2 separate regions of the Homo sapiens genome follow, and region 1 is linked to region 2. The links are chromatin loops, found by intact Hi-C in ENCODE. Cell type or tissue: K562. All regions are shown on one strand. Region 1 overlaps PAH (phenylalanine hydroxylase). Region 2 holds the start of LOC112267865 (a long non-coding RNA gene).

What was found. A loop is a pair of places that touch in the nucleus more often than their neighbours do. Peaks named below come from ENCODE experiments on the same cell type or tissue, not always from the same donor. Only the 100,000 strongest peaks of a DNase experiment are listed, where the experiment ranks them.
Region 1: a loop joins it to region 2, with 3 times the contacts of the local background. A loop is called at or near these places in 10 of 110 quality-filtered maps.

What each region holds. Positions count from the first base shown.
Region 1 is chr12:102,880,138-102,888,137 of GRCh38, forward strand. All of the region lies in intron 3 of PAH (phenylalanine hydroxylase), which reads right to left. All of the region lies in intron 2 of LOC124902999 (a long non-coding RNA gene), which reads left to right. Among named protein-coding and RNA genes, the nearest start is that of PAH, 33 kb to the right of the region's middle. In K562, a CTCF peak has its summit at 3,245 (motif pointing right); a DNase peak (open chromatin) is centred at 3,254.
Region 2 is chr12:102,944,466-102,952,465 of GRCh38, forward strand. It overlaps LOC112267865 (a long non-coding RNA gene), which reads right to left and starts at 6,380. Exons shown (of 4, transcript XR_945280.3): 1 at 6,124-6,380; 2 at 5,669-5,815; 3 at 2,278-2,337. It also overlaps a transcript of PAH not described here. RefSeq lists enhancers at 5,488-6,415, 7,024-8,000. In K562, a CTCF peak has its summit at 4,561 (motif pointing right); a DNase peak (open chromatin) is centred at 4,556.

The DNA of each region.
Region 1 (8,000 bases), 64 kb before region 2:
ACTCAATACCATGCTCTGTTCATTTGGTGAGGAACGTGGCTTCCCGCCTTGTCACCTACACTCCTCCCCAAGCTCTCCTTCCTCAGTGGGTCCAGCATTTGCGTTGTACACTGAACCTCTGTTGTCAGTGCCAAGAATGGGAGTTGTTTCCCACCCAGGTTTGCATGGGCTTGAGAAAGGAATCAGCACTTTAGAGTCACCCAGGGCTCAGCATCTTCTAAAAGATCTTTCTTGCTTCTCCAGGACATTGCCACCAAGGGGTTTCAATGAATGGCACCCACCTGGACAAGGGGGCCTGACTCTTTCCTCTATGTTCAGGACCATGGATAATCTCATCCCCACACTGCGGAGGTAGCCTGCCTCCACTCATTCATCATCTCTCTTTTGCCTGGGAATCGTTCATAATTCTGGCAGTAACTGCTGCCCCCAGAAATAAGGCAGAACAAGTCCTTTCTTGCTGCAACCCCTTCTTACTTAGGGGACATTTAGAATGACCAAAGGAGATTCCACAAATATGTACTGAGCACCTCCTGCGTACCAAGCACAAAGCATTGTGGGGTGCATACAAGGGAGTCACCATCCTAGTGGTGCTTACATTCTGGCAGGGACAACACGAGATAAGCAATAAATAAATGTAAATACATGACAATGTCAGGAAATTCTTGAAGAAGAAGAATAAAGAAGCATAAGGAAATGGAAAGTGATGGGGATGCTCTTTTTTAAATTCTTTTTAAAAAATTCCATCTTTATTGGGGTATAATTGAACAATAAAAAATGCATATATATTTATAATATAAAATTACAATTGCATAAAATTGTATAATTTATATTTACATAATTATATTTGTATATATTGCATATATTTTATTATTTATTAATTTAATTTATTTATTTGAGACAGAGTCTTGCTCTATCACCCAGGCTGGAGTGCAGTGTTGTTGTCTCGGCTCACTGCAACCTACGCCTCCCGGGTTCAAGCAATTTTCCTGCCTCAGCCTCCCAAGTAGCTGGGAATACAGGTGCGTGCCACCACACTCGGCTAATTTTTGTACTTTTAGTAGAGACAGGATTTCGCCATGTTGGCCAGGCTGGTCTCGAACTCCTGACCTCATGATCTGCCCACCTCGGCCTCCCAAAGTTCTGGGATTACAGGTGTAAGTCACTGCACCTGACCTATTGCATATATTTTATATAACACATATATATTTATATTATAAAATTATAAATACAATGTAATTATTTAATAAATGCATACATCATGGTTACCATGATCAAGTTAATGAACATATTCATCATCTCATGTAGTCATTTTTCCTGTGCGGGTATGGAGTGGGACAAGGACACTTGAGATCTCTCTGAGCAAATTTCAAGTACACAGTAAAGTGTGATTAACAATAGTCACCATGCAGTACATTTGACCCCCCAGTACTTGCTCATCTTATGACTGAAACTTTGTACCCTTGACCATCTCCCAATTTCTCTCATCACCCTACCCCCTGGCAACCACCATTCTACTCTCTGCTTCTATAAATTCAACACATTTTGAATTGGATATAAGTGAGATCAAGCAGTATTTGTCTTTCTGTGTCTGGCTTATTTCACTTGGCATAATGCTCTTAGGGTTCACCCATGTTCTCCCAAATGACAATATTTCTTTTTTCATGGCTGAATAATATTCCATTGTGTGTGTGTCAGGAGGGTATCGCATTTTCTTCATTCATCCACCTGTTGATAGATATGTAGGTTGTTTCCCTTGGCTGTTGTGAATAATACTGCAATGAACAGGGGGTGCAGATATCTCTTTGACATACTGATTTCATTTCCTTTGAGTATATACTCAGACATGAGATTTCTGGAAAGTATGGTAGCTATATTTTAATTGTTTGAGAAACTTTCATGCTGTTTTCCATAATGGCTGTGCCAACTGACATCCCCACCAGCAGAGTACAAGGGTTCTCTCTTCTCCGCATCCTTGCCAACTCTTACCTCTTGTCCTTTTGATGTTAAAGACAACATGCTATTTACTATGAAATCCTCTGCCTCTAGACCCCAGAGGGAAGACCCTGGTGACTTGAAATTGCCTTGGCATGGCTCAATGAAATCTGGGATACTCAGGATCTGGCCCTAGTCCAGAGTTGGTTTCCTATTTGTGTCATGAATAGTCAGTCCAGCAATGGTTAAGAGTCTTAAAACAGCCAGACAGCCCAGGTTTGAATCTTATCTCTGCATTTACTATCTATGAGCCCAGGAAAAGTTATTACATCTCTTTGTGCCTCACTCTTCCTATCTTTGAAATGGTGATAATAGTAGTACTAGAAAGTATTGCTTTATAAGAACAACATGATGTTAAATGAGTTAATATGCGTGATTTATGGAAAACAATACTGGCACATAGTAGACAGTATTACTGCTCAGCTGTGAGTTACATATGTGTGTATGTATATATACACATACACGTATACACACATACTATATATATCTGTATATATATGCATATATATACACTATATATATATATATATATATATATATATATATAAAATTTTTTTCTACTGTATCCTTAGCTTATCATAGCAGAGAGCAGAGTGGAAAGTTTTCCAGCAAGCCTAGAAAGTCTCTACCACTTATTTCGTTGTGTAACTGGCAAGTGTCTTATCTCCTGGAGCCTTAGTTTCCTTATTCACAAAATGAATTAAAATGCTCTTTCCGTATTATTGGATGAATTAAATGCTGCAGCAATATGACACATCTTAGCACAGTGGCCCATAATATGTGTTTTATCAATGTTAACCATTAATATGACAAAGATTTTAATGATGATGATTAAAGGAGGAGGAGGAGGAAGAAGAGGAGGAGGGAGGAGGAAAGAACAGAGATTGGGATCAGGAAGCTGGTTCTCTGTCCAGCTTGGGTATTAAGAGGTTTCTAATCTTGGGCTTTAGTTTCTGTAACATGTGGGTATTAGATTTATCGGCGCAGCAAACCCTTTTGAGTTTCATATTCAGAGACCTGTGGGATCCTCTGAAGGGCTGAGGCTGGCCAGATGATACTTGAAAAGTCAGCTCCACTTCAATCAATGTGTCAACCTCATTTATTTTTCAGAAGTACAGTCACTACATTTGTTCAGCTCCCAAATGCACAGCCTCATTTTCCTTTCTCCTCCCACCAGAGAAACAACATTCTTCCCCACAGACCTCAGTCAGGGTGCACCACCTTGACTCAGGGCTGTGCAGGCTGGCTGGCGCTCAGCGAACGCCAGAGGGCAGCAGAACCAGCATATTTCTAGCTCTGGGTGACTTTTTCCTTCTCCAGAGGAAAATTCTTATCGGGCCACCTGGCTTCATTCAGCCCTCTTGGTAGGAGAAACAAGACAAAATAAAACAAAACGAAAACAAAAAATTTGAAGAACTTGAGAAAGTTGCCAAGACTCAGAGGATTCAAGTCTTTGTAAAAAGAAGACAAAGATCAAAACAGCTCACCACATCCCAGACCTCTGAGCTCTGCACCTTGTCGCAGAGGCTGTGAGGGACCCCGAGGTAGCACTGCGAGGCTGCAGGGTGCTCACCTGAGTCCAGGGGCCTTTGGTGGCTTCAGGACCCCATCATCTTCAAGAAAAGGTCCAAAACACAGCCAGGCCAGAGAAGTGGCAAAGCCTGGGGACTCATCATACACACTTTGGAGCCAGACCACCTAGCTCCAATCTCTACTTTGGAACTTTGTGCAAATTACTTAAGCCCTCTGTTCCCTAGTTTCCCATTTACAAAATAGCTATACTAATAGTACGTCCTTCAGAGGGTTGATGGGAGGATTAAAATGAACTCATGTATGAAGAGTTCTTAGAATGGTGTCTGGCACACAAGTGCTTCTAAGTATCTGATAGTGGTATTATCATTATAGAAGGACAAGTGAGAAAGGGTGAGAAGCTCTGGTGCTCACTTCCTCCAGGCAGCAGCCCAGCTCCACATTTGATCTATTCCCTTACATAAAGTTAATGCCCTTGGGTGCAGCCTATTTGTCTTCTAGGGTAGGATGAGGACCCAGGTCAGACCTAACCATTAAGAGAAATTCACCAGCTGTCATGTTGGAGAGCAGGGACAAAGCCTGAGGAACAAGACCAGGGAGAGGCACCTGGGTGCTGGGTGTTGGGGACTGGGGGTCGATCCCTGATGTGGCTCACTTCCCAGCTTGCAGAGTTGTGAAGCAGGCAATGTGAGGACCTCAGGAGAGACCACAGAGGACCCCAGACAAACTCAGTGCCGAGCCTTGACACATGTGCTGACTCTTTACATTGTGCAAAGGGTGTGCACATCCTGGGTTTGAAGCCAGCAGGTCTGAGTTCAAGTCTCATCTTTCCCACCCACACAACATGGAAGTCTGAGCAAACTACTTAATTCCTGCGTCTCTGGCTTTGCATCTGTGAAATGGGCAAGGTGCTGAGCACTTGCCTGCCTCCTTCTTTGGGGTGGGAAGAAACTGACCCAAAACAGGTGCATCTGTGGCATCAGTCCTTGCACCTGAGCCTCATAATAAACTCCAGAGTTGCTTGTCTGACTAAGATAGTGGTCCCAGAGGCCACTAGAGGCCAAGCCAGTCCATGCTTATGTCTCTAACCTCTGCACCTGGGCTCTTCTGATTTTTCCCAGGCAAAAAGGTAGGACTACCCTTTTTCCTCTAAAGTTACATTTTCTTGAGCGCTTATTATGCACCAGATACTGTGCTAAGTGCTTTACTTTCATCATCTCCTTTAATTCGCAAAACAGTCCCAGGTGGTAGACATTATTGCTGTTCACTGATGAGCAAATAGGCTCAAAGAGACAAAGTGATTTGCTCAAGATCACTGAGCTAGCTGAGCCGAAAGAACAATTTTGCAGCCGATGCACTTCACCAAAAAGCAATGCTGGGCTTAGAATAAAGGTGTGGTGGTGGTGAAGGGGTGCTTTTAAATTTTAGATTCCTTTTCTCCCACCTTGAGAAGGAAAGGAAGCGTGACAAACTAAGGCTCTAAAGGTGCTTGAAGAAGATCCCTAGGACAGCCTTGAGTCTGCCCCATCCTGAGCATCCCTGGATTTAGGGATAGTCACTTTTTAACCTAAGTTCTCTTCACATACCCCTTATTTTCTTTAGTGAAGGCTGCAGGTCCCTTCCCCCTACCCGGTCTCTCTCACAAAGCTGGAAATAGAGACTGACCCCAGCGACCCAGGCCTCCGTTTTGAAAAGTTAAATCAGATTAGCTCATTAATGGCCTTGCCAAATACCTCGGCCGGTGGGCTGGCCTCTGTGAGCCCCTTAACAGCCTCTCCGGCGGGCGGCTGGGCTCCGCGGTTAATGAATGACTTGGGCAGGCTGGGGCAACAGAGGCCCTCTGTGGAGCGGAGGCACCCGGTGGGGGCAGATCATTAATAAATATTGATTTGGCTCCAAAGGAAGCAGCCCGCTGGAGAGCTGGCCCTGGACACCCACGTAGTGGTCCCATTAAGTCGGGGTCAACTGCTCAGCCGGGACGCCAAGGGGTGGCTGGCTCAGGAGCACCACTGAGCAAAAGACCCCCCAGGCCTGGCCAGAGCCTGCTTCCTGGCCAGTGGGTCAGAGGAGGCCCATTCAATTTACAGCAGTTCAAGGTGCAGGCTGAGTCCAATCTTAGCCCCTCCCTCCACCCGATGTTCACCAGCCCCAGGGGTTAGCCAGCAAGGCACCCAGGCTTGCCTCCAGCCTGTCTCAGAGAGAGCAATAAATCCTGGTTTCTTGGGTCTGAAATAGAAGGCTGTTTTCACCACCTCCTCCCAGGCTCCCGGATGTCTCCTCTTAGGCAATGGCCTCCAGCCCCCCAGAGAAGCAGTCCCTGTGTGCTGATCTCCACAGCTCCCACAAAGGAAGAAGAGATGGCATGCCAACATCCTGCAGGAGGAAGACTTTTGAGGGTTTTATTCTTCTCTTTTAAGTAGCTTCTACTTTCTTTCTGGAGAAGGAATGCTCTTCAGGAAGCTCTTGGCAAGAATGATGAGCCAAAGGCTGGCTGATGATGCCCAGCTATTACCCTCTGCCTCCTGGAGACAGCAGTGGTCAGAAGTCAGGAGTGGTGATTTTAGGACAAAGCATCTGTTCTCTCTGTTCACATGGAAAAATAAGAATCCCCAAACCAGATGAATAAAAGGGATCTCACACATGAAGTAAAGAGTGAAACTGTGCTTAATAAGCGGAGGGAGTGAGTGAATAGATATGAGTGGAATTATGAATAAATAAAATAACCTGTAGGGCTATTTATTCCAACCACCCACCTAAATTACAACTACCCTCCCAATATCCTTTTTAAGATACTATGTATCTCATAAACATTATCCATTGGCAGGTTGGCCCCCATATCCCCAAATATCTAATTCTGTCTTCTGAGAGCTCACCATTGCATTGAGATCTGGTTACCTGTCACTGACAACCCTAGTTATGGTCAAGCAACATTGGGTCAAACAGAAGACATCTAAAGCCTCCTCCATGTATTGGTTATGTCACTCCAGGAGCACTTATTTGGCCCTGCTCCCCTTCTTCTCATCAACTGACCCCACGCCTGGGCTCAGTGCCTTGGTGCACCTCCTAAGACTACTGAGGCATGCCATCTTCTCTATCATTGCCATGTATTATGCCATGTAGCCACAACCTACTAGATTACAAAATGCATGGGTCTAGGCACCATGTCTGTCTTTTTCACTATTGCATCCTATCATGTGGCTGACACCGAGTGGGCACTCAATCAATATCGGTAGCATAAATGATCAACTGAATTAGGAGATAGATGTGAATGAGAGAGGAAGTTGGCAACGCTGACTCTGTGCTGTTTGAGAAGGAGTAGTAAGAGAAGGAAGAAAATCCCAACAGTCAAGGTTTTTAAAAAGTAAGGGCCACATAATTCATAACATGCTAAGGAAAGAGAGAATTCCTGGGGGATATTTGTATCAAATGCTACAAAAATGTCGAAGAGGATGAAAAAAAGAGAGGCTATTGGTTTTGAGTATTGTCAGAATGGTACAAGAGAAAGGAAGATGAGAAGAAAAAAGGGAAAGAAGAAAGAAGGAAGCAAGGAGGAAAGAGGATGGTGGAAGTAGGGAAGGAACGAGGAAGAAAGAAGGGAAGGAGAAAGAAAAGCTGCATGAAAAGCTGACCTTCTATCTCATATGCCAGTGCCATGTGCAATCTAGCACAAAGTCAAGTGGATGATGTTAAGCACAAAAAATATTTGGAAATGAGAGATCATTCACAGGGACCCTCATACAATCCCACACATGAAGTTGTCTCCGTGGCTGCTAGGTAAGCCTGGCTTCAATGAGGTGGTGGCTGCCACCAACTCTTTATATATTATTATTGGCCTGCTAAGTGTCTATGTCCACGGAGCTGGTGGTGACAAGTGACCTGTTATTGGCTGGGGTTATAGATCATAGAGAGCTCTCCCTATTGAAACTTAAGGATGTCTAAGATCAAGGGCCTATTCAACTCAAGCAAGTCCAATTTGATCTTTCAAGCACCCTTATGCACAGGGTACTCCACATAATCCCCTCCATGAGCCACAGGAATTGGGAGAGTGGGTCTTTGCTCCATTTCACAGATGAAGGAGAAGCGGTCATCCATCTGGAAGGGTGTCAGATGGAATTCAAACCTAGCTAGTAGTGTACAAAATGGAGACCCAAATCCTGGCTCTTGACTCTAAATTCATGGCCCTTAGTGCATCACGACAATACTCCCTCAATCCAGCATGATGGCAAAGTGATATTTAGTTAGTCATTCCATGTCCTTTTACTTCCTTCTTCAATTGAGAGAACACACCTGTCACACAGAGAAAATGTATTCCCAGTCTAAATTTTTCTACCTTTCACAATCTTTTGGACTGACCCAAATGGCATTTCACGGTTGCCTTTGTTTATCAAACTTCAGGAGTTTTGGGAGTTTGGACTTGCTCAACCCTAAGATTCATTGTGTACCCTTATGAGAGACTTAAGGGTAAGTTTACTTGTAAC
Region 2 (8,000 bases):
TTTGTGTATTTTCAAATAGCCTGTCTTCAAGCTCACTAATTCTTTCTTCTGCTTCGTCAATTATCTTATGACTGTAATACATTCTTCAGTATGTCTATTGCACTTTTCAGCTTCAGAATTTCTGCTCAATTCTTTTTAATTGTTTTAAATTTTGATAAATTCATCCAATAGAATTCTGAATTCCTTCTCTATGTTATCTTGAATTATGTTGATTTTCCTCAAAGCAGGTATTCTGAATTCCCTGTCTGAAAGGTCACATATCTCTGTCTCTGCAGCATTGGTTCCTGGTGTCTTATTTAGTTCATTTGGTGAGGTCGTGTTTTTCTAGATGATCTTGATACTTGACCATCTAGTTCATTGGTGTCTGGGCATTGAAGAGTTAGTGTTTTATATAGTTCTCACCATCTGGGCTTGTTTGTAGTAGTACTTTTTGGAAAGGATTTCCAGGTATTCTAATAAATTTGGATATTGTAATCCAAGTTTTTGATCACTGCGGCTGCATTTGCAACAGGGGAAACTCCAAACCAAGTAATACTGTGGCTCTTGCAAGCTTACAGAGGTACCACCTTGGTGGTGTTGGATAAGGTCCAGAAGAATTATCTGGATTACCAGGCAGAGACTCTTGTTTTTAATCCTTACTTCCTCCCAGATGAATAGAGTCTCTCACTCTGTGCTGAGCTGTCTGGAGCTGGGGGAGCAGAGCAGTGACACAAGCACCCCTGTGGTCACCACCACTAGGACTTCACTGGGTCAGATCTGAAGCCAGCACAGCACTGGATGTAGCCCAAGACCTGTGGCAACTACTGCCTGGCTACTGCCTATGTTCACTCAAGGCCCTAGGGCTCTACAATCAGTAGGTGGCAAAGCCAGCCAGGGTGACACATTCTCCCCAGCCTTAGGCTGGTCCAGAGATGGAAGCCCATACTGCAAGTAGGGTATTAAACACCTAACTCTTCAACATCCAGGTGCCAGAGCCTGGAGTTGGAAACCTTAGGAAACTACCTGGTGCTCTCTTTTACTGTGGCTGAGCTGGCACCCAAGCCACAAGACAGAGTTCTTCCCATTCTTCCCTCCCCTTTCCACAAACAGAGGGGTCTCTCACCCTGGCTACCACTGCCCCAGACCCACAGGGAGTACTGCCAGGCTATCACTGATCTTCACTCAAGGGCTAGGGGCTCTTCGGGCAGCTTGTTGTGAATGCTGCAAGGTCTGGGACTCTCTCTTCAGAGGAGTGGGCCCCCTCTGGCCCAGGGCAGTCCAGAAATGCCATCCAAGAGCCAAGGCCTGGAATTGGGAACCCAAGAGCCTGCCTGCTATTTTACCCCACTGCGGCCAACCTCATACCCAAGCTCCAAGACTAAGTCCCCTTTATTCTTCCCCCTCTGTTTCTCAAGCAGAAGGAGTCTCTCCTCATAGCCACCACAGCTAGGAATATGCTGGGTCACACCTGAAGCCAAGGCCCATGGAATATACTACCTGGTTACTGTTGCTGATCATTCAGGGCCCAAAGGTTCTTTCCATGACTGGGTCCTTCACTTCAAGGTAGTGGGGTCTCTTCTGTCCCAGGATGTGTCTAGAAATGTTGTCTGGAAGCTAGAGCCTGGAATAGGGACCTCAGGACTCTGCCCAGCACCCTATTCTACTGTAGCTGAGCTGATATTCAAGTTGCAAGACAAAGCCCTCTTTATTCCTCCCTCTCCTTTCCTCAAACAGAGGGAAGGAGTCTCTCCTGGAGCTGTGAGCTGTGCTGCCAGAGGTTGGAAGAGGGGTGAGACAAGCACTCCCTTGGCAACCCTTGCTGGGGATTCACTAGGTCATGTGCCCCGCAAGTCCACTGGCTCTGAGCCCAGCATAGCGTCAGGACTTGCCTGGGAATTGCAGTCTTTGTGGCCTAGACTGCCTTTTGAGTTTCTTTAGTACCCAAGAGCTGTTTAGCCCATGTTGGTGAGACTTGCAAGAACTAAACTTTTGAACACTAGGATGGGCAGTTCTCCTCTGGCTAGGCCTGGTCTAAATGCTCCCTCTGTGGGTGCTGACTGAGTTCTGCCTGGTGTTGCTTTCCACTATGGCAGGGCAGGACAATGCCAAGTCCCACAATCCCTTTGCTGTCCCTTACCGAAGCACACAGATTCTCTGTCCATGCCATGCGTCCACTGCTGCTGGAGTGTTGGGGTGATGGGGGAGGAGTTGCATCAGCAATTCAAGACTGTCTTTTCTACCTTCTTAGGTGTCCCTTTCAGTGATATAAAACTAAAATAGCGTACTGTGATGGCTTACCTGATTTTTGGTTCTTATGAAGATGCTTTTTTGTGTGGATAGTCACACAATTTGGTGTTCCTGTGGGGAGAATGATAGGTGAAGGCTTCTATTCAGCCATCCTGTTCCCCTGTTCTGAAAGGTTTTGTAGAGGAGCAATAGGGTATGTGATACTTTGTAAAGATCTCTTTGTCTGGGGCTGTAATATAAAGTTCCATTTTTTTATGTTCTGATGCCTTTTATACGTGTGACTGTGACATTTAGTTAGATCATTCTGGTGGCAGTGAAGAAAAAGTATTTGAGGGAGATTAAACTAAAAGCATGAATACCAGCTGGGACAATACTGAAGTAAAGCAATGATATAGTAATAGGGAGGAAGAAAATGATTTAAATTCAGATGGATTTTTCATTATGTACATTTGTTTATATTATATACATACTAAATGTGTGTGTTTGTGTGTGTATATGTGTGTGTGTGTCTGTGTGTGTGTATAATTGTTAAGACTTGGTGGTTGTGGAGTGCCTGTGAGAGAGTGGTGAGAGTATGGCATGACCCCAGGATTTTGGTTTGACTGTGTGGGCAGATGGTGCTAAACCCTGAAATATAGAACACAAAAGGAGGGAACGAGTTGAGGGAATAAGCATGATCTCAGTTTCAAATATGTTGCCCTTGATACATCCATGGAATATTCCAGTAGCAATGTTGGTCACACCAGTTTCAGATCCCAGGGAGGTCAGTCCAGAACCAAGAATTTGAGAGTCATCAGCAGAAGAGGTGGAAGCTAAACTCTAAGGGCAGCATATGTCATCAAGGAACTTGACACTGGGGATGAGAAACTAAAAAAACTAAGTACTGAGAAACAAAGGATCAGAAGGATAAGAACCATGGTAGTCAAAGGAGGAGAGAATCTCAAGAAGAGATGAGTGATCAGCAGGGCCAGATGCATTGAGATGATCAAATAAAGTAGGACCTGATTTATCTTTTATGTGTAGCAAAATAGAGTCGGGGTGACTGTATTAGTCTGGGTTCTCCAGAAAAAAGAACCAGTAAGAAATTAGATGTAGATGGACATGTATTTCAAGAAATTAGCTCGTGTGGTTATGGAGGCTGAGTCCCAAGATCTGCAGTTGACAAACTGTGGACCCAGACTACAGTTCCAGTATGAGTCTGAGTCCAAAGTTAGGAGAAGACTAGTGCCCCAGCTCCAAGACAGGTAGAGAGAGTAAGTTCTCCCTCACTCATCCTCAGTCCCTCAACAGATTGGATGAGCCCTACCCACAATCTTTACTCAGCCCCCCTCATCCAGAAAGATTCCCACAGACACACTCTGGGTACTCCAGAGGGAAGAGCAAGAAATAAATGAAACTGTGGGTGTTGACTAATGTTCAAAAAATTTGTCAGAGGGCTGAAGGTGGTCACAAGGTCAGAGAGTGTATCAGCCTTTTTTTTAGGATGGGAAGGTACGCATTTTATAAGTTACAGGTTTATGAGTTAATCAATCAAACTTTCCTGAGTTGGGGGGAGACCAGATTGGAAGAAATAGAGCTCAGGAAAGGAGGTTGGAGAGAGGTAGGGCAGAAGTGAGGATGAGGAAGAATCAGAGGATGAGGCTACATATGGGAATGGAAAGTTAAGATTTCCAAAGTGGGGCTCTTTTGGGTAAAGACAAAGCCCAAGATGCAGACTTGCAAGGGGTGGCTGAAGAGGAATGGAGGTTAAGGCTACTGGAGTGGAGAAAGTCAAGGAAGCGAAAGGCTCCGGGGCTGGGTAGGTTGTTCCTGTGGATCTTTTCTTCCCGCTGCAAGTTTCTGACCATTCTTCAGGGCCAGTATCAAAGGCCATCTTTGTAATAACTTACTGAGCCTCTCCTCCCCCTCAAGTCACTAGGGCATCCTCTTACCCAAATAAAGTATTAACATATTTACATGGCTAGTTTAACTTCTTTATCAGAATATATTAGTTCTTCATGAGTCTGAGTAATGGAGACTGTCTTATCACCCAGAATACCTCTAGAGAAATAGTTCTTTATCTTTAGTATACAAAAGGACTTCCAGGTAGCTTGCTAAAAGAGCCAATTTGCCAGATTCTGATTTGGTGGGTCTGGGATAAAGCTTCAGAATCTGAATATTAACAAACATCTCAGTTATCTCTAATGGGAGTATCAGGGGAGAACGTCATTAAGTCCTCACGATGCTCTATGGTTGAACCAAATTGTATGGAGAAGAATTAATGGAATAGAATCAAGTAGTCCTGAATGAATCAAGTTGCAAATGTTCGCAGTCCCAGCTGCAGTTTGCGAAATAACCGGCAGGTGGCGAACGACCCACACAACTCGCAGAAATTACAGCTTCTCGGGGTCCCAATTCCTAGACCCAAAACTGCCCAGGAGTAGAGGAGAATCCTATTTCCCAAGCAATGCTGTCGGCGACAATGGTGAGTTTCATCCGTTTGCATGTGCATCCTGAGGTGCCAATGGCCGATCTCTTGCCCTAGTCCCCAGGGCTAAAGTCATGCTGACCCAATGACATTGCCTTCTGGCTACCAAGAGCCATAATCCTGGCACCAGCAAGGACTGGTCTCACTGATGACATCATTTGCCTAATGAAGGTTCTTATGGCAGGAGGGCAGTGGGAGAAGAACAGCAAACCAAGTTCGTCTATTCAAAGAGAGGAATGGTTGCCACTAGAGGATCATGTGGTCCACGCCTGTATTCTCTATTTAGTCAGAATCAGAGGGGAGGCATCTTACTCAACCCTCTCATTTTATAGAGCCTGAGAGACGATGAGCAACTTGCCAGAGGTCACAGAGGTAGAAAGTTTCAGGATTTTCTGGGATCTGTCTCTTTAAGTGACTTGCCTTTTCATTGCACCTAACAGTAACGTGTCAAAGGGTGTGTGTATGTTGAAATCATTAGTGTCTGCTCATGAATTGTTATATAGGAGAAGCTTAGGGGTGACCATCTGGTTGGGGAAGAGGGGCTGGATGACATTAGGATGTGTTTGCATAACAAGTCCACCACTTTTACCTAGATTGTGTATTTATTTGGGGTGGGAGATGCAGGAAGGTGGGAGTCCAAAGAGAAGGGACCATGGGGAAGAAGATTCTCCATGGTTGCCCCCACCGCATGTTTTAATGGACTTTCTTATACATCTGCTTTAATGTCTACTAAGTCACAAATGTATTGAAGGCACTCATTGTGTCTTATTCCCCTCTGATTAGGTTTCATAGTTATTTGATGAATCAATGAGCATGTCAGCCTTGATCATTTTTAGATCTGAACAGTATTTTCTAACATCTTAGATGATTAGCATATACCTCCTGTTATCTATTTCTGTCTGTTTGTACTTATTTAACACATATCCAGTGTTTACTATGTGCACTGTTGTCAGCATTTTAAAAATATCAACTTACTTAATCTTGTCTTTGTTGCTGTTTCCTAAAGAGTCCATGAGAGTGAATATCTACTATTAGAAATCCTTCTCTTCCTCTCTCTTCCTCTTCCTCTCAAAAGGCCTGAAAATCAGTTACTGGTCCCTGCCCGTGCTGCAAATACTTGGCCTAGGGAAGAGTGGTGGGGAGGGATGAAATAGTTAACTAGCTGACCTGGGGCGCACAGTTTCCCTGGCAGATGCCGCGCTCAGGCTGCGGCTGCTTCCTCCTGAATCTGTTAGGAGTACACTTTCCCTTTGCCCTCGGGGCCAGCGTCCAGGTTTGCCACGGTGGTGGAGACAGCTCCAGCCACGAAGCTGATTTATAGGCCAGAGCATTCCCAGGCCGCACCGCAAGGAGTCGGGCTGAGCTTGGACTTTGGGAAGGTGGTGATGGACACAGGACACGTGGCCACACAATGGGGACACACGACTGACCTCAGTCACTTCGGTAAACTGCCCTTGCTTTCCGGAGGCGGCAGGAACGTTTCAGGAGCTCCAAGGCTCTAGGCGCCTGCATTCCTCGCCCCAGCCGGTAGTCTCCTAGCCCTGTTGAACGCAAGAGCATCCAAGGGCGCGCAAGTCCCCAAGAGCTCTCAGAGGTTCCTGACCCTGAGCGTTAAAGCCCTTCCTCGCGGATGAGACCCTTGGTGCGTTCCACCCGCTTGGGGGCTGAGACTCGCCAGGACGCACTCAGAATGAACTTTCCGCGCAGGTCAGATATAGGCACCCAGGGGTTTTGTGACGTCACAATGCCGTCTGACCCGGTGAAAGGCAAAGGAAGGGTCAAAAACGGATAGTGTGTGTGTTGTGGCTGAAGTGGGGGCATGTGAGAAGAGGGAAGTCCGAGGAATGGGGGAAGGGATTTGGGGACATGAATTTGAGAAGGAGCAATCAAGTTTGTGCGTGGGGGGGGAAGCAGGATTTTTTCTTCTTCCCTCCTATATGCAAACTGTCACTTCGGGTTAGCGTGAGCCCTTATCTGGCTCATTAGCATGAGCTGTGGCTAACACGCTTAAACCCTCTAATTATTTATTATGCCGTCACGGGGCGGATTGCAACCCCACCCCGGGGCGCACTTTCGGGAACCTGCAGAGCTGGGCACCGCACGGGGGCCGGAGCACAGAGCCTGGCCCCGCTGCGCGCTACCAGGGAGACTCCTTACGGCTCAGGAGTCCCACAGGGTACTGTTCTGAGGGTCAACGAAGCAGAGTTGTTGGGGGTCTATCTGGAATGGCTTCTCACCAACATTCATCCCCAGGGTAGTAGTACTGAACTCGCCTGGTGAATCTACATAGCACCCTAACTTCTCCATTAACAACTCCAAAGACGGAAGTTGGAGCCAAGAGGAACAGACTTTGCAAAAATAAAAACAGAAGCCAAACCTGGTGCAAAGGGTTGGGAATTGGGCTGAGTAGCATGTTGGGTACACCTTCCAGAAGAACCCTGGGGAGAACCTAAAGTTTGCTGGAGCCCTCTTCCCCACCCCCGAGTTCCAAGAGGATCCACAAAGTGGGGGTGGGAGATTTGATGGGCTGAAATCCGGTCACTCACGTCCACGGTTCTATTCAGAAAACAGTTTCAAAATAAGTTAACCTCTGTAGGGCATTTTTCCCCCTCCCCTTTAAATTGTCCCCCCTTCCCCCTCCTTCTTCTCATTTGAGTCTGTTTTATGTTCCCCTGCGTTGTGCCAACTATTTTATCTTTATTCCTTCTCTTTCTCTCTTGCCATTCATTGCTTTTTTTGTGTGTGTGGCTTCTCCGGCTGATGTGCGGCTCGTTACCACCCACTGCACACTTGCTCCTGTAGCTGAGGTGTTTCTATACAAACTCCAGCGTCCAGTTGTCATATTAATTATTACACTGAGTAATGACTGAAATGGTCAAAATAAGGGGAGACTCAAGAGCGCTTTTTCTTGCGGCTCAAAGATTCAGCAAAGAAGCCGTACAACAAAGCACTAATTGGTCCCCAGAAACACTCTGACAAGGCATGGAAGATAGGTTTCATAGAGCCCTTCGATTGTGAAGGGGGGAGAGCTCTGAATGGACTCCACGCTTCTTTTCTAAACTCTCTTGCTGAGCAAAAAATGGACCTCTGTTTGAATACTGCCCTGATCCTTGAATACTACACCCAGCAGAGAAAAAAATGCACCATTTATTGTAAGTTTTTTTTTTCTTCTCCAGCTATTCAGGGGTTCTCTGTGAAGAATCAGCTGGTTTTGTTTACCATGAAAGACCTTTACTTTATTTTCATTCTTGGAGGAGGTGGGGAGGAGGAGGGAAGGAAAGCCATGTGCCTAGACAGAGAGGAGCTG